Linked DNA regions of Homo sapiens: regions 2 and 3 are each linked to region 1. A link is a loop called in an ENCODE intact Hi-C map of the cell type or tissue named here. Cell type or tissue: ascending aorta. All regions are shown on one strand.

The links. Hi-C counts contacts between places; a loop is a spot of excess contacts. Peaks named below come from ENCODE experiments on the same cell type or tissue, not always from the same donor. Only the 100,000 strongest peaks of a DNase experiment are listed, where the experiment ranks them.
Region 2: it touches region 1 in a loop (4-fold over the local background); 3 of 110 quality-filtered maps call a loop at or near these places.
Region 3: a loop joins it to region 1, with 4 times the contacts of the local background. A loop is called at or near these places in 3 of 110 quality-filtered maps.

What each region holds. Positions count from the first base shown.
Region 1 is chr15:23,369,419-23,377,418 of GRCh38, forward strand. No RefSeq gene overlaps it. Among named protein-coding and RNA genes, the nearest start is that of GOLGA8S, 19 kb to the left of the region's middle. RefSeq lists an enhancer at 3,572-4,071. In ascending aorta, no CTCF peak of the experiment used is centred here; DNase peaks (open chromatin) are centred at 3,113 and 3,586; H3K27ac peaks cover 3,550 bases.
Region 2 is chr15:23,463,143-23,471,142 of GRCh38, forward strand. No RefSeq gene overlaps it. Among named protein-coding and RNA genes, the nearest start is that of GOLGA6L2, 20 kb to the left of the region's middle. In ascending aorta, a CTCF peak has its summit at 4,069 (motif pointing left); a DNase peak (open chromatin) is centred at 3,890; H3K27ac peaks cover 871 bases.
Region 3 is chr15:23,418,153-23,426,152 of GRCh38, forward strand. No RefSeq gene overlaps it. Among named protein-coding and RNA genes, the nearest start is that of GOLGA6L2, 25 kb to the right of the region's middle. In ascending aorta, no CTCF peak of the experiment used is centred here; DNase peaks (open chromatin) are centred at 3,259, 4,629, 4,979, 5,039 and 1 weaker place; H3K27ac peaks cover 2,764 bases.

The DNA of each region.
Region 1 (8,000 bases):
AATTTTTAAATTTTTTTGTAGAGAAAAGGTCTTACTATGTTGCCAATGCTGGTCTTGAACTCCTGGCCTCAAGCAATTCTCCCATCTTGGCCTCCCAAAGCACTGGGATTACAGGCATGAGACATTGCCCCTGTCCATTAGGTTTTCTCTTTATTACTGTTTTGTTGTTGTGGTTGTTGTTTTGTTTTATTTTGTTTTGTTTTTTTGACAGAGTCTTGGTCTGTTGCCCAGGCTGGAGTGCCGTGGTGTGATCTCGGCTCACTGCAACTTCTGCCTCCTGGTTCAAGCAATTCTCATGCCTCAGTCTCTCGAGTGCCTGGGGTTACAGGCATGAGCCACTGCGCCCCTGGCTAATTTTTGAATTTTTAGTTGAGACAGAGTTTTGCCGTGTTGGCCAGATTGGTCTTGAACTCCTGCCTCAAACAATCCGCCCTCCTCAGCCTCCCAAAGTGCTGGGATTACAGGGGTGAGCCACTGCTCCTGGCTAAGATCCCATCTCTATTTAAATAAAAAAAGAAAATTCAGAGCATGTGGAATACAGAACACCAAAGTCCAAAGTTATTTACCTCTCTGAGGTAATCTGTGTAAACAATTTGAAATATATCTTTTCAAGTTCATACTTGCTATGCATATACATACATATACACACATACGTTGACATAGTTCCCCTTCCCTGCTGTCATGCTATTAGAGTCTTCTTTTTTTGGTAGAAATTGGACCAACTCTATGTTCTTTGCTGGCCCATATTTCTCCTATTCAGTGATGTGTTACGAATGTGTGTTTAAGTCAATGTATGCAACTCTTCAATATCATTTTAAAAGGTTAAATATACAATCATATGAAGGCATTACAATTTATTCCAACAGTTCCATTTTGCACATTTAATAATTTCCGTTGGTTTGCCAGGGAGAACATTCTCATGCCATGGCTAAATCCTTTTGTACGGCCATCCTTAATTATTCCCTGAAGATAAACTTTTAAATAAAGTTGCTAGATGAGTCTCATTTCTTAAAAAGTTCTTTTTTGGTAGTTTATATGTAACACTGTAGTTTTATATGTACTTGCAAATAGCTATAGTGCCAGTAAAAAATGTGATAAAATTAAACTCTTTCACGTATGCCAAAAATATTTTGATTTAGTGCTTCATTAAGTGCATGATTACAGTCCCTGTATCTTTTGATTTACCTTTCTACATTTACAATTTTCAGCCCAGATACTTAGAGGTCACATAGTAAATTAAGGTTTTCTTTTTTTTAATAATCTCCGTCTTTCTAAATTTGGTGAGTCACAGTAAGTTATTTTTGGGTTGTTGAAAGCTGTGGCTCTGTTCTAAATATGAGCCCAGAAATCATGCCACTTACAAAATATGCTTTGTCTTCCAACAACAGAGAGTCTGGTAGAAGGTGACTGTTCTTGGAACTTAAAAAGTCTCAACAGGACAAGAACAGAATCTGGAAAATATTTCTGTTTCTGATAATACGGCTGAGTAGGTAGACATGCTGGATACTCCTTGCAAAGGCATACTTGAAATTGCCACACCAAAAAAAATCCAGAATCTCTAAGACTGAAGATGAAGTGAAAATCAGAAGGGCTACTACAAGAATAATGGGGAAGCAGCCCCAGTTATCAAGTGACGTGTGCATGTGTTCAATAAAAAGTTCCAAACCTAAAATAAGTTGAGAAAAATAATGTAATTGCCCTACATATACACATCATCAACAATTTTTCATTCATGGTATGGACAGTTTTTTGGTTTTTGTTTTTTTGTTTTTTTTTTTTTAAAAGGTGGGATTTTGCTGTGGTTGCCCAGGCTGGAGTGCAGTGGCATGATCTTGCCTCACTGCAACTTCCGCCTCCCAGGTTCAAGCGACTCTCCTGCCTCAGCCTCCCAAGTAGCTCAGATTACAGGCACCCAGCACCACATCCGGCTAACTGTTGTATTTTTAGTAGAGATGGTGTTTCACCACGTTGGTCAGGCTGGTCTTGAACTCCTGACCTCAGGTGATCCACCTGCCTTGGTCTCCCATAGTGCTGGGATTACAGGTGTAAGCCACCACACCTGGCCACAGCCAGTTTTGTTTGATTTATATTCCCACTTCATTTGTATACATTCCTTCTTCCTCTTATTTTGAAGTAAAACCTATACATCATATCATTTTTTAATTACCTTATATGTATCTGTAGAAGACAAGGAATTTTTAAAAACAAATATATTCACAATGCCATTAAATACCAAAAAAATTAATATTCTGAAAATAGCCACAAATCCAGAGTTCACATTTTCTTGACTTTCTCATAAGTGATTTTTTCTAGGTTATCTAATTCAATCAGGTAACTGTTTGCTCATATTTACATTCCCACTTGAAAAATGTCTAAACTTAAACTGACATAAAACGCAGATGATCTTCCGACCAAATGCTTAGTGTAAAAAAAAAAACTTCCAACTCCAAGAGGAGTCCCTCCAAATACAGAAAGGACCAGTATTTTAAGAGGTATGTTAACTAAAATGTGGCAATTTAAGGAGCAGAGCAGGAAGAACCTTTAAGTCCGAAACTTACAACAAGTCAATTTCATAGTCCGTTTCCCTGGTCCTTCCACAGCAACCTCTGGCATCTGTTTTCTCTACAACGGAGGTAAAAATAGTAGCTGTTTCATTAGAGCAGTGCTAGAAGAGGGTGGTGGCTATATAAAGTTTAGCTATTTGTATATTGTAACAAACCAACTTTTTTTTTGTTTTGGTCAATAATAGACTTCTTTTGGAAAAGTAGCAGCCTCCTGTCTGGGGACACCTGCAGTTCCACTAAGAGAACATTGGTGTCTGCTAACCTTTGCCTCTATTTCTCTCAATAATATACTGTCAAGCTGTTCCTTGATTTAGCAATTTTATGTACTTCCTTTTCCTTTCTTTTTTCTTTTCCCTTTTCCTGAGACAGAGTCCCACTTTGTCACCCAGTCTGGACTGCAGCAGCGCCATGATGGCTCACTGCCACCTCCCCCCGGGCTCAAGCAATCCTCCTGCATCAGTTTTCAGAGCAGCTGGGATTACCCGCGGGGCCCACCAGGCCCAGCTAATCTTTGTGGGTTTTGTTGTGTTTTTCCGTTAAGAGACTGGGTTTCCGGCCAGGCGCAGTGACTCACGCCTGCAATCCCAAAACACCGGGAGGCCGAGGCCCGCGGATCACCGGAGGTGAGGAGCTGGAGACCAGCCCGACCAACATGGAGAAACCCCGTCTCTACCAAAATAAATAAATAAAAAAGTAGCTGGGCATGGTGGCTCACGCCTGCAATCCCAGCCACTCAGGAGGGTGAAGCAGGAGAATCACCCAAACCTGGGAGGCGGAGGCCCGGGGAGCCGAGACCACGCCACTGTACTCCAGCCTGGACAACAAGAGGGAAACTCTGCCTCAAAAAACAAAAAACAAAAAACAGGTTTCACCATGTTGCCCAGGCTGGTCTGGATCTCCTAGGATCAAGCGATTCGCAGCACTCAGCCGTCCAAAGTCCTGGGATCACAAGCGTGAGCCATGACGCCAGGCCGATCTATTCCTGTCTGATTAAAAATTGGGCCGGGCGCGGTGGCTCACGCCTGCGATCCCAGCACCCCGGGAGGCCGAGGCGGGCGGAAAGCCTGAGGTCAGATTGAGGCCAGCCTGAGCAACATGGAGAAAACCCCATCTCTACCAAAAAAAAACAAAATACAAAAGTAGCCGGGCCTGGTGGCTCACGCCTGCAATCCCAGCCACTCAGGAGGCTGAGGCAGAAGAACCACCCAAACCCGTGTGGTCGAGGCTGCGGGGGGCCGAGATCCTGCCACTGCACTCCAGCCTGGGCAACAAGAGTGAAACTCCCTCTCAGAAAAAAAAAAAAAAAGAGGTAGAGAGACTGAGTTTCACCATGTTGCCCAGGCCGGCGTGTAACTCCTAGGCTCAAGCGATCCGCCGCGCTCGGCCATCCGAAGTCCTGGGATCACAAGCGTGAGCCGCCACGCCAGGCCAATCTCTTCTTTTCTGATTAATAAATTGGGCCTGGCGCGGTGACTCACTCCTGCAATCCCAGCACCCCGGGAGGCCGAGGCGAGCGGATCACCTGAGGTCGGGAGTTTGAGACCAGCCTGACCAACATGGAGAAAACTGTCTCTACCGAAAAAGAAAAAAAATAAAAAGCTGGGCATGGTGGCTCATGCCTGCAATGCCAGCACCCCGGGAGGCCGAGGCGGGCGGGTAACCTGAGGTCAGGAGTTTGAGACTACCCTGACGAAGGGAGAAACCCCCCGTCTGTAGCAAAAAAAAAAAAAAAAAGTACAAAATTAGCCAGGTATGGTGGCTCATGCCTGCAATCTCAGCCACTCGGGAGGCTGAGGCAGGGGAGTCACCCAAACCCGGGAGGCGGAGGCCGCAGGGAGCTGAGACCGCGCCACTGCACTCCAGCCTGGGCAACAAGAGTGAAACTTCACCTCAAACAAACAAACAAAAACAAAACAAAAAAGCGAGACCGGGTTTCATCATGTGGCCCAGGCCTGTCTGGAACTCCTAGGCTCAAGCGATCCCCCGCGCTATTCCTTTGTGATTAATAAATTAGGCCTTGCGCGCTGGCTCAAGCCTGCAATCCCAGCACCTCCAGACGCCGAGGCGGGCAGATAATCTGAGCTCGGGAGTTTGACACCAGCCTTATGAACATGGAGAAACCCCATCTCCAACAACAAAAACAAACAAAAAACAAAATGAGCTGGGCATGGTGGCTCACGCGTGCAATCCCAGCCACTCGGGAGGCTGTGACAGGAGAACCACCCAAACCCGGGAGGCGGAGGCCCGTTGAGCCAAGACCTCACCACTGCACTCCAGCCTGGGCAACAAGAGTGAAACTCCGCCTCAAAAAAAAAAAAAAAAAAAAGAGAGACCGAGTTTCACCATGTTGCCCAGGCCTGTCTGGATCTCCTAGGCTCAAATGATCCCCAGTGCTCTGCCATCCAAAGTCCCTGAATCACAAGCATGAGCCATCATGCCAGGCCGATCTGTTCCTCTCTGATTAATAAATTAGGCGGGGCGCGCTGGCTCACACCTGCAATCCTGTAGCGGAATTTTTAAGGAATTAGATAGACTCACGGGGTTTAGGAGGACATTTATTAATTATTTAGGTGCACCGGCCCAGTCGGATTAACATTTAAAGGATTGAGTACTGAACCAAGAGTTACCTTTCAAGCATTATGTAGGGCGAAGGGGGAGATCTGTGCAGGGAGAAGCATATTATAGAAGCGAGAAACAAAGATAGTTATTTAATTGAAACATGCATTTTTTTTTTTACTATTTAAGGAAAAATATGTTTTGTGACTTGAGTTTATTTGTTTAGGCACCTAGATTTATTTTGTTTATGGAGATAATAGTAGGTACCTCATAGGGGATTATTAGATCACGCTTAAAATTGGACCATACTTAATACTTTAACTGGGGCTTTAACCATCATCATTTACATCATCCATATCCCATTATCTTTCCTTTTGGCAGAAAGGCATATAGTGAAATCTATGCAAATTAAATGAACATATGGGAAACTCTTTTTTGCAGAAGGTGTTGTGGGGCTCCCTCTACATGACCTGAAAAGTACCTATATGGCTGTAAGACACTTTACATATCACCTAGTTTATACCCTGGCATGCCCATATGACCTACTAAATCATACAAACACACCAGGTTCTAATATACAGTAATATTCATTTTTTAACTTTTCAATTAACATATAATCCTAAATTGCATGCTTTATGTTGAAGAAAAAAACAGCAACTAATATACCATCATAGTGACATATTAAATGCTAGTTTAGCCTGATTCTCCCAGTGTAACAATGTATTTAAAATTTTGTAGATATATTCAGTATATGTTTCAACATGTCTTTGGGCCATATGTATTTTGTGCTAAAGTTTCTCTTTATAAAAAAGCAAAGCAGGAGATGAGAGTTTTATGGTGGGAAATGAATTCAATTATTATATTCTAAGGGAGATTAAAGAGAAAAATAAATTTTCCTGTTAATTCTGTGACCAACAAAAGTAAGCAATATAGCTGAGAAATTCATCTGAGCTCACAGTTGATTATATATATATAATAATTTTTTTTTCTCTAACAGAGCCACAACCAATGAGACAATTATAGTTTCACCAAGTCAAATGTCAGCTAGAGGACTTACAGTTTTTACACTTGGCAAGGCAAAGCAAAGAAATGTGAAGAATCCTCATTTACTTGTTAGCCAAACTTAGTGTCAAAAAAAAAAATATTCATCATTGGTTGTCAAACACAGGGTAGTTCTCTGTCACTGGAAACTTCTGCAGACAGGATAATTACTATGATTAAATGGCAGTGGATTTAAAATATTTCGGTAGTGGTTAAAGTAACTTGAATACTGATGGTATAATATCAAATCAAAGCTGCAAAACTGTCCGCTAATTATCCAGAGTATAAAGTATCTGATGCTGTGTAAGTATAACGCCAAAGCACATTCACAGGTACAGAAATTGATGAGGGCTTAATCATGCTTTTTGGAAATATAGTAAAGAAGATAATGTTTTTTCTACCTTAAAAAATAAATTTTAGACCATGTCCTTCAAGCTATACAGTTTGTATTATTGACAATTGGCTCTGATTATATAATTTACTCTAGCCATTGCTTTCAATTTATTTATCTATATTTCTGATTATTCCTCTAACACAAAGATACTGAGGGCTTTCTCTGTGTTAGGCAACAGCTGCAAAGCTAACTCTTGGAATACAGAGATGTGAAACAATGCTAGCATGGCTCAGAAATAGTTTATTGCCTCATGAAATTTTTAGCTTAGTCCTATTCCCATAAACATTTCTATGTGAGTGGTGGGGACTGGGGGGGCACCTCACTCTCCTCCAGGGACAGGCCATGTCCTAAGCAGTAGTTTGAAGGTATCACTTTGGAGAATTTAGGTCTGGAGACTCTGTAGAAATCAGTGAGGTTTCAAAGCATCATTATTACATTGCAAAGTCACATGGGCAGGAGTAGATAAGAAGTAATATGTTGTATTTCCTCTTTTGTAGTGTGAGTTAGTTGATCTAAATGTTCACTGTGTTTTCTCTATCTTTGAATTATGTGTAACAACGTAGATAGCAAAGAGCTGTCAAGAGGCCATGAGATTTCAAATAAACAGTTAAGAGCATACTCCAGGAAACTGTAAAAGAACTAATTAGAGTCCACGTGTTCAGTGTCAGTTCAAAGACACAGAGAGATAGGTGCTCAACAGATGGAATATGTTAGAACCCGTAAAAATGACCAAGATGGGATGGCACAAAATCAGCAGAGCTATAATCAATAACCAATGAATTGGGACTCTCTTCTGTCTTTTCCACTGTATTTGGGTCTTCGTAGGTTATTCAATCATGTTTGAAGTGATGAAAAACCATTATTCATTCTCAAGGCAAAAGAACTAGATATGCTTTTGGGAAAAAGAGGATAACGGAAGGTTTTTAAACTTTTACAATGGGCCATTCTACATGCAGTGTACAAATCATCTAAAATTCATTTTTCCCCTAGAAAGACAGATCTTAAACCAGCTAGAAGTTATAAATAATGTGGTTCATCAGAGCTGTATACTCTTAAATTCAGATTTTCTGAGTCCATCCCACATTATCCTAGTTCCACAAGATAACTGCAAAAATGTCTCATTGCCAAATACATTCAACAGTGAACTATATAGTTGCCTCCAAGAAATTCATTGCACATTGGTCTGTTCATTGCATTAAGAAACCTTGCAGTTAAAAACAAACAAAAAATGTACTTAGTATGTTTTAAAATATAGCATCTCCAATATTATTTAAAACTTACTTTCCTTGTTGTTTCTCTGAATATTTCTCAAAAGAACTATTGGAAAATATTGCTTAACATGATTGATCTTCCATTTGATTGACCTGCGTTTACGCCCATGCCTATTTTGTGCAGGTGATCAATTCATTTGTGAAGAGTGCTTTCATAATTATGCATTGAAATGC
Region 2 (8,000 bases), 94 kb after region 1:
TACATCCTGGCTATTGTTTTACCTCCCTAGTCTTCATAGCAAGGCTTGTTTTTAAGATTTTGCTAAATGATATCCTCTTTCTTATCTTCCAGTTTCTCTTTAACCTATTCTCAATCATGACCCCTTCAGAGTTTCCTCACAACAATTTCCATCCTGTACATCCATGAGAAAATGTCCTCCTGCATCTTATTTGACTCAGCAGCACTCTACAATACTGAACATTCTGATCTTTGTTTTGCTTTTCTTGGCTTCTGCCATCCATCCACACTCTGTGTTTTTCACTGTGTTTCATGGGCTGATCTTTCTGAGAATCCTTGGTTACTTCTCATCATACAATTTCCAAATCTTGGTAAAACCTGGGACTTGATCCTGAGACCTCCTTTTCCCCACATTCTTCTTAGGTAATTTCATGCTTTTTAAAATTAGGTCATATCTCTAACAACATATTTTATGGATTCCACATGGCCCTAGATATATGGCAAACTGCATTCTGTGAACTGGAGTACTCTTTTCTGTAAATAAAGTTTTATTGGAATACACCCGTACTTGTCCATTTACACACTGTCACACTGCTTTGACTACAACACAGAGTTGAGTAGTTCTGACAGAGGCTAAATTAAAATATTTACTATCTGACCCTGTAAGAAGAAAATTCCCAACCCCTAGTATAGAATAAAATTTTTTTAGCAGGATATGAAAGGCTTTTCATGACTTGTTTCTTAACATTCTTTTGAGATTTATCTCACAGCTGTGTTTTTAGTCCAAGAGTTCCAAAGAACTTGTGGTTCCTTAAATGTTTTACATCTTTGTGCTTATAATTTTTTGTGTCTCATATGCTTTCAGAAACTATAATCACTTGGAAAGTTATATTTTTACCCTTCAAAACAATGGATAAGGCACCTTATTTTCAAAACTTTTAAAATCTCCCAAATAATTATTACTGTTTATGTGCTATCACGTATACTCTTCTAATGTTGTATATATCTCACCGTATTTCAGTTACTTGATTACACTCAAGTTTTTGAAATTTCAAAAAAAAGATAAAAAGGAAATTAAAAATTCTCTAAATATTACTATTTTCATTTTGAAATATATAAAGTAAAAATGTTCTTTCCATTCCAGCCCTTCAATTTGGTATGTACCTTTTTCTATTTTTTTATACTCATGGAAAAATGATATAGATAGACCAATATATAATAAAATAGGATAATATACAGTTTTTAAATCACATTTGAAAATACATACTGTTAGTTCACTTCTATAGTACATAAACATCTTTATTTAGTAAAGTAGTAACATTGAATTTCCTCATGGAGATGTTTATTATAAATTATTCAACCAGCTCTATATGATGGTTAGGTAATACCTTTTTTTTTTGCTATTGTACACTCTCATAAACAACTTTGCTCATTTATCTTTTTCTGCTAGAATTTATGTAGCCATTTTTTTTGAAATGAAGCTACACAATTCTGTAAGAATTTTTTCTCTTATACTTACCTCATAGATTTGGGGCTGTGATACAAATATGTGAACTTTGCTTTATGTCTAAACAGTACCAGGTTAACTTTTGGTCCAGAATAAAATGTATGTGAATACTTTTTCTTATGTCATTGTCAACAATGGATGGAACTAATCTTTCAAAGTTGACAATTTTATGATTCATGTTTTCAAACTTTTTTAGTGTATTTAATTACCTTTTATAACCTTTTATAATTATATTTTATATAAATATAGTGTATTTATATACCTTTTATGTTTCTATTAATTGCAGATCTTTATTAAGTTTACATTTGTCTATTTGGTTGTTATATTCATATTTATATATAGGACTTCCTAATTTAGTAGACAAATAACCATTTGGTCTGTTTATACTCTTCAAATGCTTCTTCCAAGTTTATATTTTATCATTAGACTTTATAATTACTCTTATTTTATCTTTGCAAATGCTGCATTACTTGATTTATTTTCAGAGGCTTTACTCAAAGAATATAAACATTATTTTTCTAATTGTCTTATGTAATGCTTGGACCTCTTATCCATTTGGAATATGTTTTTGTATATGCTGGGTAGTAGCATATACTTTCCTAACTAAATTGAAATACCACTATATTTACATATCTGATTTTACTTCTGTATGCTACTAGGTAGTAATTTTCTATTTGTTGATTATGTTCCCATGTCAAACAATTTTAATTATAGTAGCTTTATTTTTTTAGACATCTGTTTCTACATTTTGCTTCTTATTAGATTTAGATTTAAATTCTTACTGAGAAGGGCTTTCTCACTAATCTCTTTGGTCCAAGGCTTACTGTGGTTTTGACAGACAGATTCTATCACTAAATCATGTCTAACTTACTGACTTGGAACTCTATTGCTCTTTGAAATTTCTGTTATTCCATGTTGGCCAACATATAATGGAAGACAGCATAAGAGGCAGAAAGAAACAAAGTATCTACAAAACAACCAGAAAACAATTAACAAAATGGTAGTAGTAAGCCCTTGCCTATCAATAATTACCTTGAATATAAATGCATTAAATCCTACAAAAAAGAGAGTAACTGAAAGGATAAAGAAACAAGCCCCAACTATTCGCTGCCCGTAAGAGGCTCATCTTGTATTTTAGGACACACACAAACTGAAAATGAAGGGATGGAAAAAGATATTCCATGCAAATGAAAACAAAGAGAAAAGCTCAAAAACTGAAATAGGAGACACATAAGAACATGATATGATGATAAAGGGTCAATTTATGAAGAGGATATAACAATAGCAATTACACATATGCTCAACGTTGGAGCACTTAAAATATAAAACAAATATGAAATGCTCTTGAGAGAGAGAGAGATTACCATACAATCATAGTAAGGGACTTGAATATATCACTTTCAACAATGGACTGATTATTCAGGCAGAAAATTAATAAGAAAACATGAGACTTGAACGACGCATTAGATCAAATGGACCTAACACACATATACAGAACATTCCATCCAATAGCAACAGCATACACAATATTAAGCTCACAGAGAACATTCTCCAGGATAGATCACCTGCCCTGCCCAGTTTACTAATCAGAAAGGAATAGATCGGCCTGGCGTGGTGGCTCACGCTTGTGATCCCAGGACTTTGGACAGCCGAGCGCGGATTATCACTTAAGCCTAGGAGTTCCAGACCGGCTTGGGCAACATGGTGAAAACCAGTCACTTTTTTTTTTTTTTTGAGGTGGAGTTTCACTCTTGTTGCCCTGCTGGAGGGCAGTGGCGAGGTCTCGGCTCCCCGCGGCCTCTGCCTCTGGGTTTGGCTGGTTCTCCTGCCTCAGCCTCCCGAGTGCCTGGGATTGCAGGCCTGAGCCACCATGCAGGGCTCATTTTGTTATTTATTTATTTATTTATTTATTTATTTTGGTACAGACGGGGTTTCCCCATGTTGGTCAGGCTGGTTGGTCTCAAATTCCCGACTTCAGGCTATTCCCTGCCTCGGCCTCTCAAAGTGCTGGGATTACAGGCGTGATCGGCCTGGCGTGGTGGTTCACGCTGTTAATCACAGGACTTATGACGGCCAAGCGCGGCAGATGGCTTGAGCCTAGGACTTCCAGACGGGCCTGGGCAACATGGTGTAACCCGGTCCCTTTTTTTTTTTTTTTTTTTTTGAGAGGGAGTTTTGCTCTTGTTGCCCAGGCTGGAATGCAGTGGCGCGGTCTCTGTTCCCCGCAGCCTCCGCCTCCCGGGTTTGGGTGGCTGGGATTGCAGGCCTGAACCACCATGCTAGGCTCATTATATATATATATTTTTGTTGTTTTTGTTGTTGGAGATGGGTTTTCTCCATGTTGGTAAGGCTGGTCTCAATATCCTGACCTCAGGTTATCCGCTCTCTTCGGCCTCCCGGGGTGCTGGGATCGCAGGCGTGAGCCACCGCGCTCAGGCCAATTTATTAATCAGACAGGAATAGGTCGGCCTGGTGTTTTACATACATCAGTTAGCTCAAGTTCACTGATGATGTTGGTCAAACTTTCCAAGGCTTGCTGAGTTTTAGAAATTATTCAATCATTTGCTTACAGGGACACCTAGTGGTTCAAAATACTACTAAGTTAACCCAAGTTATTACACACTGGATATTCAATGAAGATCAATTAGACAGTTTGGTTATTGGTGAATGATTTTTCTCCCTTTTGAAAAATAATAGCCACAAATATTTTGATGAGGAAAGGGGACAGAAAATGCACTAGGACATATTTTACAAGTATTTTAACCTCTTATTTTAACAAAAATCTCCCAGGAGGCACAATATGGATTAATTCTGTTGATTCTTACTCTGTGGCCTTTCCAGTGCATGCTTCCATGCAACACAATTTCCAGCTTCTATCTACCAATATCTTTCTTACTCGGCATCTGAAGGAGGTATCATGGCTCAAATGTGTGTGTGCGTGTGTGTTCTTTATCCCTGTCTTTCTCTCTCTCGGTAACTGTCTGTCTCTAGTTTGCCATACATATATTAAGTTCAAACATTGTGTTTAGTCTATATGGTTTCCTTAAGAAAGTAGAAAGCAATTTTGTATAAAAAAAAGAATAATTTCACCTACTTTTTTTTATTGCAGAAACACATCACCCAGTTACCCATTATTCCCCTCACAAATGTTTAATACACATTTTCTGTTGAAGTGTAACATATATACAAACATTTATTCTCAAATAATAAGTACACAGCTTTATAAATACTCACAAATTGAATACACAAATGCAATCATATCATTTAATGAATTATAATTAACATAATTATCATAATTAACAGCCCAAAGAAGTCCCCTTCCAATCACTAAAATTGTTACCTATTTTTATGTTGGTTTCTAACAGTATAGATTGATCTGGACTTTTTTTTTTTTTGAGATGGAGTCTTACTGTGTTGCCAGGCTGGAGTGCAGTGGCGAGATCTCAGCTCACTGCAATTTCCTCTTCCAGGGTTCAAGCGATTCCCCTGCCTCAGCCTCCCGAGTAGCTGGGACTGCAGGCACGTGCCACCACGCCCAGCTAATTTTTTGTATTTTAGTAGAGACAGAGTTTCACCATGTTGGCCAGGATAGTCTCGATCTCCTGACTTCGTGATCCACCCGCCTCGGCGCCCCCAGAGTGCTGGGATTACAGGCCTGAGCCACCGTGCCCCGCTGACTATTTTTAACTGTATAACTATGCAGTCATAAATTATGTGGGTTTGTTTCTGTATCCAGCTTCTTTTACTTATCCTTAAATCTGTGAGATACACAGTTATGTTTTTTCATGGAGATGTAGTTTATTCATTCTCATTGTTGTATGCTTGACATTTATGTATACATAAAAAATTCTAAACATTCTACTAAATGTTGATGAACATTTAGTTTTTCTCCAGTTTGGGACCATTAAAATAGTGCTTTATGAATATCCTAGTACATGGTGGAGGTGGTGTCTAGCAGAATCATTCCATTATTTTGATTACATGCCTAGAGGAAGTGCTGTGTCATAAGTTTAAAAAATTCTGAGGCTGGGTACAGTGGCTCACACCTGTAATCCCAGCACTTTGGGAGGCCGAGGCGGGCAGATCACGAGGTCAGGAGATCGAGACCATCCTGGCTAACACCGTGAAACCCCGTCTCTACTAAAAATACAAAAAAAAAAAAAAAAATTAGCCGGGCGTGGTAGCGGGCACCTGTAGTCCCAGCTACTCGGGAGGCTGAGGCAGGAGAATGGCGTGAACCCAGGAGGCGGAGCTTGCAGTGAGCCGAGATTGCGCCACTGCACTCCAGCCTGAGTAACAGAGCAGACTCCTTCTCAAAAAAAAAAAAAAAAAAATTCTGTATTAAAACAAACATTTTTCCAAAGTAATTATACCGGAAATGTACAATTATGTTGGTTACACCATATCCCCTCCAACAATTAATAGTTTTGGCTTTCTCATTATATGGATAGAATCCTCCAGAGAAACACAACTAATAATGAAATATATATATCTATGTATTTATAGATATATATAATAGAAAATTAGCTTTCACGATGGTGGAAGCAGAGAAGTCTCAAAATCTGCAGTCCAAAAAACTAGGAGCCTAGAGAGTCAGTAGTGCAGCATGAGTCTGAGTCTGCAGGCAGGAAAGCCAGGAGAGCTGATGGTGTAAGTTCCAGTCTGAGTCTGAAGGCAGAAGACTGATGTCCCAGCTTGGAGACAGTCAGGGAGAGAGAAAATTCTCTCTTCTCAGCCTTTTGTTCAATTCATGCCTTCAGTGGATTAGCTAAGGTCCACCTACACTGCGGAGGGCAATCTTCTTTACTCAGTCCACCGATTCCAGTGTTATTATCATCCAGAAACACCTCACACACACATAGAATAATGCCGAACTAAATGTCTGGGCATTCTGTGTCCCAGTCAAGTTGACACATAAAATTAACCATCACAAAGCTACTGCTTGTCAATTGTTTACTCATATGCATGTCATTAAACCATACTTAATTTCCAAATGAAGATAATAACAAAGTCATAATTTGACCTAACATGATACAACGATCATGCATACAACCAAAAATGCACTAATTAATACCCTTTTCAGAAGAAAGATTAAAGTCTTTGAGTACTCCTTCTCCCCTTGATATCCCATAACTTAAATATTATGACATTAAAATACTATGATATAAAGCTAATACACATTTGATAGATAAGAAAATAAGAGAAAAAAAATATATTTGTTACATACCCAAAAGCACATTTTAACAAAATAAGGAGATGCTCATGATCATTACAAAAAATTCTTCTTTCTATAAATTGTGGCAAGGATGTTGTTGGTATTTGTAACTATTTTCTTCTGCTGCCTATTCTGTACTCCCCTTGCCTTCAGCAAGCACCTCAGCTGGTTGTGGTTGTTTACTTCATAGGTTACCCAACATTTCATTCCTAAAGGATCTTGACAATCAGTAGTCCTGCCTAGGCTAGGACGCTGTAGTTTTCTAATCACTTTAATTGAAGGATATCACGTTACTAAGAAATGTCTAACAAATCCCCTATATTCCAAATATATTCTTCCATACTTCCATTGTGGAGGAGCAGGTCAATTTCCCATTGGAAATCTATCAGTCACTCCAGGTGGCACCATAACTCTCTTCTTTGCCTGTTGATTCAGACATGAGAAGTCCGAAGTGATGGAGTGGCAATCTCAAATTCTAGTCTGATTGAATTATGGTTGTGTCTTCTGGTGGAAGCATTCCTTTGGAAATAAAAACTCTAGGCCACACAAGCAAAACGTCATAAGAACAGTAAGAAAAAAATTAGTGGTTCGCTAGGAATAATAGTATGTTGTGCTGAAGCAGGATATTTCCCTGCTGCATTCCCATTCCACCCCTCATGGGAGGGAGCACACATGTGAGTGGGTACAGGAGCCAGGGCAAGCACTTTTGGGTGCAGGCAGGAGCAAACTCCATACAGGCCCTGCAGCAGCATCTAGGGGGTGTGCCCACGACCCCTGAAGCCCCAGAAGAAGTGTTATGGTGCTCTTTTCGCTCAGCCATCTGCAGACGGCTTAAGTGTTAACAGCTCAGCGGAGGGTTAGTGTGACAGTCTTTTGCACCTGCACTCACGGCACCCAAGTTCTTGTCTGGAGTCCAGGAGGAATGAAGTTCCACAAATGAATTGAAGATGGTAAATGTAGGGGATTTTATTGTCAATGAAAGTGGCTTTGAGTGGGAAGGGGAGCTGAAAGGGGGAGGGAGTGGGAAGGTAATCATACCCTGAAGTCTAGCCATCCCCGGCCAGACTCCTATCCGAAGCTACACCATCAACCGTCCCTCTGAAGTCAAGCCGCTTCTCTCCAATGGTCAACCATAGTCTCCTGCTGTTCACTGCCCTCTCTGGCTGAGTTTTGTGTTTTTTATAGGCACAGAATGGGGAGCAGTGTGGGTCATGGGTGGTTTTGGAAAAGGCAACATTCTAGTGGGAACACAGGGATATAAATTCTCACTTTGGACCATGGTATCAGGGCTTTCAGCTTG
Region 3 (8,000 bases), 49 kb after region 1:
ATGGAACTGGAGGTCATTATCTTAAGTGAAATAAGCCAGATACAGAAAGACAAATATTGCATGTTCTCACTCCCAAGTGGGTGCTAAAAAATGCATACACATGGCTCCACAGAGAGTGGAATAATAAACAATGGAGATTCAGGAGAGTGAATGTAAATTCTGGCAGTTCATCCACCACTGTGAACCATGAGAAATAGTTTAATGGCTGCCAGGTGAGGTGGCTCACACCTGTAATCTTAGCACTTTGGGAGGCCAAAGCAGGAGGATCACTTGAGCCCAGGAGTTCAAGACCAGCCTGGGCAACATGGCAAGACCCCATCTCTACAAAAAATGCAAAATATTAGCTGGGCATGGTGGCACGCACCTGTAGTCCCTGCTACTCAGGAAGCTGAGATGGGAGGATCGTTTGAGCCTGGGAGATAGAGACTGCAGTGAGCCATGATTGCACCACTGTACTTCATCCTAGGTGACAAAATGAGAACCTGTTTAAAAAAACAAAAATAGGCTGGGCACGGTGGCCCACGCCTGTAATCCCAGCACTTCGGGAGGCTGAGGCAGGTGGATCACCTGAGGTCAGGAGTTCGAGACCAGCCTGGCCAACATGGCAAAACCCCGTCTCTACTAAAAGTACAAAAATTAGCCGGGCGTGGTGGCGGGCACCTGTAATCCCAACTACGCAGGAGGCTGAGGCAGGAGAATAGCTTGAACCCGGGAGGTGGAGGTTGCAGTCAGCCGAGATTGAGCCTGCACTCCAGCCTGGTGACAGAGCGAGACTCTGTCTCAAAAAAACACAGCAGCAAGCAACAACAACTAAAAGAAATCACTGAATGGGTACAATGTATGTTATCGGGATGATGGAGATCCTAAAAGCCCTGACCTGACTATTACACAATCTATGCATGTAATGAAATTGTATTTGTACCCCATAAATTTATGTAAATAAAACATTTTAAAAAGTGTGAGATGTGCAGGTCGAAAATGATGCAGAATGCTCAGCACAGGGCCTGACACTTAGCAAGAGCTCCATGAATGTTAGCTAATGCGGTGGATGGACTCATGGTCCCCCAAAGAGGTCCACATCCTAATCCCCAGAACCTGTGAAAGTGGTAATTTACATTGTAAAAGGGGCTTTGCAGGTGTGATCAAATTAAGTCTCCTGAGACGAAGGAATTCACCTGGATTATCCCCGAGGGGCCCAATGATGCAATCACAAGGGTCTTTTTTTTTTTTTTTGAGATAGCGTCTCACTCTGTTGCCCAGACTGGAGTGCAGGCTCGATCTCGGCTCACTGCAACCTCTGCCTTCTGGGTTCAAGCGATTCTCCTGCCTCAGCCTCCTGAGTAGCTGGAATTACAGGTGTGCACCACCATGCCCAGCTACTTTTTGTATTTTTAGTGGAGATGGGGGTTTCCCCATGTTGCCCAGGCTGGTCTCGAACTCCTGACCTCAGGTGGCCTTGGCCTCTCAAAGTGCTGGGATTACAGGCATGAGTCACCACACCTGGCCACAATGGTCCCTATAAGAGATGGTGGGCAGGGCAAGAAGAAATGTGAGATGTGAGGCTGGAAGCAGAGGGTGGAATGCATGCTTTGAAGGTGGAGGCACCTGCTCTGCGGCAGGCCTGTAGAATCGGGAAAAGACAAGGACTCAGATTCTCCCTCAGAACGCCCTGGAGGAAACAAGCTCTGCTGACACCTTGATTTTAGACGTCGGACCTCCAGAACGGTAAGAGAATAAATGTATCTTATTTTAAGTCACTAAGTTTGTGGAAGCTTGTTGGAGCAGCAATACAGAATGAATATAGCTGCCATTCTTATTGTTATCCTGTTTGTCGTAGGCTGGCTCTGCCATCTTCCCATTCAGTTGTTTCAGGCAAGTTATTGAGTCTCTCTGAACTTGAGTTTTCTGCTCTGTAAAATGGAGACAAGAAGTTTTCCTACTTCTGGTCAAATGAGATAATGCATGTAAAGTGACTCCAGCTGTCATGATTGTTGTTGCTCTTGTTTAAGTAGAGGCAGTGGCCATGGCTGGCTCTGTGTGACCTGGGGCAAGTTATGAGACTTCTCTGAACTTTAGTTTCCCCGCCTACAAAGTGGGGGTCATGACAGCATCTACCTCCTGAGGCTGTCGTGAAGCTGGAAGGAGACCCTAAGCATAATTTCTGGGCCCATGCCTCGCTTGAGGAGGACGTAGGTATAATTCTGGCCGAATTGGAGAACGTGATCTCTAAACTGGGTGGGCCCCTCTAAGCTGTCCTGACTCCGGTCCTCTGTGCTGGATCACAGCCTCAGCCTGGCTGGCAGGGGAGTAGATCATTCCTATTCCCTTTGCCTCCCCAGCTCTTCCCAAGTGGACACCACAACCCCATTGCTTTTTTTAGAGACGGAGTCTCCCTCTCTCACCCAGGCTGGAGTGCAGTGGTGTGATCTCGGTTCACTGCAACCTCCGCCTCCCGGGTCCAGGTGATTCTCCTGCCTCTGAGTAGCTGGGATTACAGGTGCATGCCACCACTGCCGGCTAATTTTTGTACTTTTAGTAGAGATGGGGTTTCACCATGTTGGCTAGGCTGGTCTCAAACTCCTGACCTCAAGTGATATGCCCACCTCAACCTCTAAGTGCTGGGATTACAGGCGTGAACCACTGCGCCTGGCCCCCATTACCTTTTGTTGTGACTGCAGCAGACTCACTGGGGGGCTTCTGTCCCCAGAGGGCGGGGAGCTCAAGTTAGTTCATTGAGGAGGGGCAGGGGCCATAGGGCTGGGGCGGGGCCTGGACATCCCAACACGAGGGTCCTTCCTGTGCTGAGGTTCCAGACTGAGGCGGGAGTCAGTCTGAGGCCTGGCCGTGCGGCTTGGCGTCTATCCAGGCTGGAATTTGCAGGATTTGTGCTGTGGTGCTGGAATCGGCTCCCTCGGAGTGTGTGTCTCACTGGATTGGATCTGTCTGTGTCTTGGGGGTGTTCTTTAAAGGGAAGAACCTGACAGACTTCACACTGCAGTGCCCCGTGCAGGGCCTGGCACACAGAAAATATCTATTGGACCAGTGAATGGATCATCCAAGGGACTGAACGTCCCCAGTGCAAACAGGAAGGGAGTTTGTGTCAGTGGGGAGTCTCCCAGGCCCCAGTAAGACTGGTTGACCAGGTCCTCCCTAAGTTCTGGGTGTTGCTGAAGTGGCCTTGCTGCTCTGAAAACAGCTGTGTGCATCTCAGCCTCGCCTCTCCCGGAGGAGGGCCTCTCACTTCCTACGAAACCAGGACTGCAGCCTCAGAGAGGTTTGAGGGTGTGCCCAGGGCTACACACTTAGAGTGAGTTTGGGGCGTGAGGCAAGGATTTGTGGGGTGGCTGCCCAGCTAAGCACCTGGACACTGTTCTGTAGGAAAGGAGAGCCGTTAAAGAATTTGTATCTACCTCTTTTTTTTCTTGGTTTTGTTACTTTCCCCCAACATTTTATTATGAAAATTTTGAAACAGCAACATCAACTCACTAACATTTTACTAAATTTGAGTGATCGCACATCCATCCGTCAAAATTTTGGGTGCATTGTCTCTTTACTTTTACTTTTTCTTTTCTTTCTTTCTTTTTTTTTTTTTTTTTTTTTTTTTTTTTGAGACAGAGTCTCACTCTGTCGCCCAGGCTGGAGTGCAGTGGCACGGTCTCAGCTCACTGCAACCTCCACCTCCCGGGTTCAAGCGATCCTCCCACCTTGGCCTCCCCGGTAGCTGAGACTACAGGTGCCCACCACCATGCCTGGCTAATTTTTGTATCTTTTAGTAGAGATGGGGTTTTGCCATGTTGGCCAGGCTGGTCTCAAACTCCTGACCTCAGGTGATCCGCCCACCTCGGCCTCCCAAAGTGCTGGGATTACAGGCATGAGCCACCACGCCTGGCCCACCCCAGTTATTTTTTTATCCAAGCACCCTGTTCTTATCCTTCATAGGATGATTACAATTAGATACACACTATTTGTTTCCTTTTGGGTGGGGCTAGGTCTGTCTTGTTCCCTCCTGTGTTCCCCAGTCTGTCGTAGGTTGCATGTTCTGTAAGTATCTGCTGAACGAACAGATGAATGAGGGAGATGTTACTGGTCTTTGCTCCTCCAATGCTGCCCCCCACCCTCCATGTCATGTCTCGACATGTCTGATTTCCTGAGAGTGGCTTACGTGCCTGGCATGGTACTGAGCCTTCTTTGAAGCAGCCCTCTGAGCAAGGGATCCCTAGATCGTACATTCACAGATGCGGCAGCTGAGGCTCAGAGAAGTGAAGTGACAGGCCCCGGGTCACACAGCATCGAGGGGGCAAGTCAGGATGTGATTGCAGTTGCTCCGACCCCAGGCCCATGCCCTGAGTCTCTGCACAGCCAGACTCAGAGATCCCAAAGTGGGTCCCCATCATGTCCTGGCTCTCCCCACTTCAGAAGCAGGACCTCGAAAATTTCAAGGAGCCCCAGATACCCCACCTGGACGGCATCCTGGCTCGGGGCAGACCTGCCTCCCAGGCTCCACCTTATGTTCTGCTCCTTCTCATTGCCTCCCAAATTAGTTCCATGTTCAGCCTGGGGCCTGTGGATTCCACTTTTTTCTGTAACCGGAGTTCCCCCAGTGCTTGGCACCAAGCTCGGTGACTTGGCTTCGGCTCAGGTTCCTGATTTCCTTGGACAATTTCAGATGATTTCACTGGCAGAGAAAAGCCCAGCCAGGGGTCAGTGAGCGGATCACTCCCGTTTCCTGTAATCAGGTAGAAAAGGATCACAGATGACGAGCAGTGCCTCCCAAGACACACAGGCTGTAGGAACAGGCCTCCTTTTCTACTTTCACCCTGGAAACCACCTTGCAGGATGGGCCTTGTGATCCCCACTTCACAGATGGGGAAGCTAGGGCTCAGAGAGGTTGGGTGCTTTGCTGAGGGTTGCACAGCAAATGAGTGGCAGGGCAGAATCTGTCCCCTAGTCTGCTGGCCCCAACACACAACCTCTTCCTCCCAGATTCCTTTCTGGCTCCAGGCTGCAGCAGGAACCTGGCCCTGGGGACTCAGAGTGGCGAAAACTCAGACCTTGCCCACGAAGACCTCAAAGTCAAGCAGAAAAAGACTAGATTGAGTGCAAACAGTGATCAAAGCAGCACCCGCCAACATGAGACAATATGTATTTTTAGACAGTGAGTCAGTCCTGATGATTCACAGGCCTGGCTAGGCTTGCAGGGCAGCCCCAGGACACCAAGGGCAGGGTAGGAGATGAGCTACCCGCGGGCCAGGAGACCAGAAGGGGGTCCAGGGCTGCACCTCCTTATTCTCCATTGTGTTGTCAAGGGCTGGAGGTGGGGCTGGACGCCTTCCTACTTGATTGGAAGATGCATTTTCCAATAAGTACTTAACTAGCTCATGGTCACAGAATTAGAATGTGACACAAGCAGCCTCCCATCACTTTATAAGCATCTGCTCTGGACTGGGCACTGTGACGGGTGCTCGGGAGATGGCAGACCATGAAACTGATGAAGTTCTAACCTCATGCAACTGACCTTCCAGAACAGGTGTGGGCACACTTTCTCCATAAAGGGCCACATAGTAAATATTTTAAGCCTCGTGGGCCATGACAACTCTTAAGGCTGCAGTTGTAGCTGGAAGGCAGCCATATGCAATACGTAAATGAGGGGGTATGGCTGTGTGCCAATAAAACTTTATTTACAAAATCAGGCCAGCCGCGGTGGCTCACGCCTGTAATCCCAGCACTTTGGGAGGCCGAGGTGGGTGGATCACGAGATCAGGAAATCAAGACCATCCTGGCTAACACAGTGAAACCCCATCTCTACTAAAAATACAAAAAATTAGCCAGGCATGGTGGTGGGTGCCTGTAGTCCCAGCTACTTGGGAGGCTGAGGCAGAAGAATGGCGTGAACCCAGGAGGCGGAGCTTGCAGTGAGTGGAGATTGCGCCACTGCATTCCAGCCTGGGTGACAGAGGAAGACTGTCTCAAAAAAAAAAAAAAAAAATCGAAGAGCAGCTAGATTTGGCCTGTGGGCTATAATTTGCTGACCCCTCTTCTAGAAGATGCCTTCCTCCACACCCGGGTTCCCCTCATTTGCCCTCTACTGTGTGACTTTGGGACCCCTGATGGCCCTTCGGACTGTGGCCTCCAAGGCAATGTGCTGGTTCTGCAGGTGAAACGGCGACAGTGCTCTGTGTTCCTTGAAGATGTGTTCGCATTAGGCCTCACAAGCCCCCACATGTGGCTCTTTCTGAGTCATGTTGTACTGTGACCTTTTGGGCACCAGCATCCGTGTGTCACTTGGTTCAACCTAGTGCTTGGTCCATAGCGGGTGATGGATGAATGTTTGTAGAATCTGCAGAATGAACAGACCCAAGGCTGTGCCTAGTCCTGTGTATCTTCACTTTAGTGAGAAACTGGCAATAGAGGGGGGTTGTGACAGAGACCAGGGCCCCCTCTGGTCTTCCTCCTTGTCCTCCAGGGGTCTGGGTACTGCACTGTCTCACCCCCACCCTGTGCTCACATGACAGTCCAGGAGGAAGGTGCAGGGCAGTGGTGAGGGCCTGGCTCATTGTGGGCACCAGTGCTGAGCCCCAGCTTCCTGATCTGTGAAATGGACGGGGGCGATGAGGCTCACGTCTCTCACAGAGGTTGCTCATGGGCTCAGGTAAATCCCTGTGCCTGCTCAACCACCAAAATTCAAGATGAACTGTCTTAGGTGTGCCTCTCAGCTCTTCTAAGAGGTGGAGTTAGGCTGGGCGCGGTGGCTCACGCCTGTAATCCCAGCACTTTGGGAGGCCAAGGCGGGTGGATCACGAGGTCAAGAGATCAAGACCATCCTGGCCAACATGGTGAAACCCTGTCACTACTAAAAATACAAAAATTAGCTGGGCATGGTGGTGGGCACCTGTAATCCCAGCTACTCGGGAGGCTGAGGCAGGAGAATCACTTGAATCCCGGAGGCAGAGGTTGCAGTGAGCCAAGATTGCGCCACTGCACTCCACCCTGGGCGACAGAGTGAGACTCCATCTCAAAAAAAAAAAAAAGAGTTGGAGTTAGCACCAGTCTCACAGATAAGTTAACAGAGACTGGGGCATCCAGGGACTTGCTTGAGGTCACAGCTTGCAGGTGCAGGGTAGGGTTCAGACCCAGCCTCTCTGTGCCTCCCTTGACGATGGGTCACCCTCTGTAATCAGCAACAGGGTGGCCGGAAACCTGCTGGGCTCTTTTCTGCCCCTGTATCTCTAGCAGATGGTCTTGGATAAGGTGGTCTTATCTCATGCCTGCCTGCCCCTCTACCCATGTCCCTGCCTTCTGCCTGCACCTGTTCAGTGGCCAGGTCAGGGGACGGACGAGGCTCCTTACAGCCGCGTGGGTGTTTGGAGAGTGGGGCAGGCAGCCCGGCAGAGCTGTTAAGCAGCAACCCCACCACCAGTGCTTCCGGATGCCTGGACTCTGGGGCAGGAGCTGTGGAACTATCATTCTCAGATTCGGGCTCAAGTCCTGTATCAGAGGACAGCTAGCCTTGTGACCTTGGAAAGTCATGGAAGTCTTCCAAGCCTGTTTCTCACCTGAGTAATGGGAATGGTAGATGACATGCATTACACATAGTGGATGCTTATTAGTGGTAAACTCCCTGCAAACACTGAATTAGCAGATCTGGAGCCATTGCTTCTAGGGAGAAATACAGGTTAAGTTCTTACAAGCCTCTGGTCACATTTTCATCAACCAATCAATACCTAACCTGGTTTTATGTGTTTCTCTGTAGACACTTTATTTAATATATAAGTGATTCATTAACATCGAACATGTTGGCTGGGTGCGGTGGCTCATGCCTGTAATCCTAGTATTTTGGGAGGCTGAGGTGGGCAGATGGCTTGAGCTCAGGAGTTTGAGACCAGCCTGGCCAACACAGTGAAACCTCATCTCTACTAAAAATACAAAAATTAGCTGGGAGTGGTGGCGCATGCCTGTAATCCCAGCTACTTGGGAAGCAGAGGCATGATAATCGCTTGAAC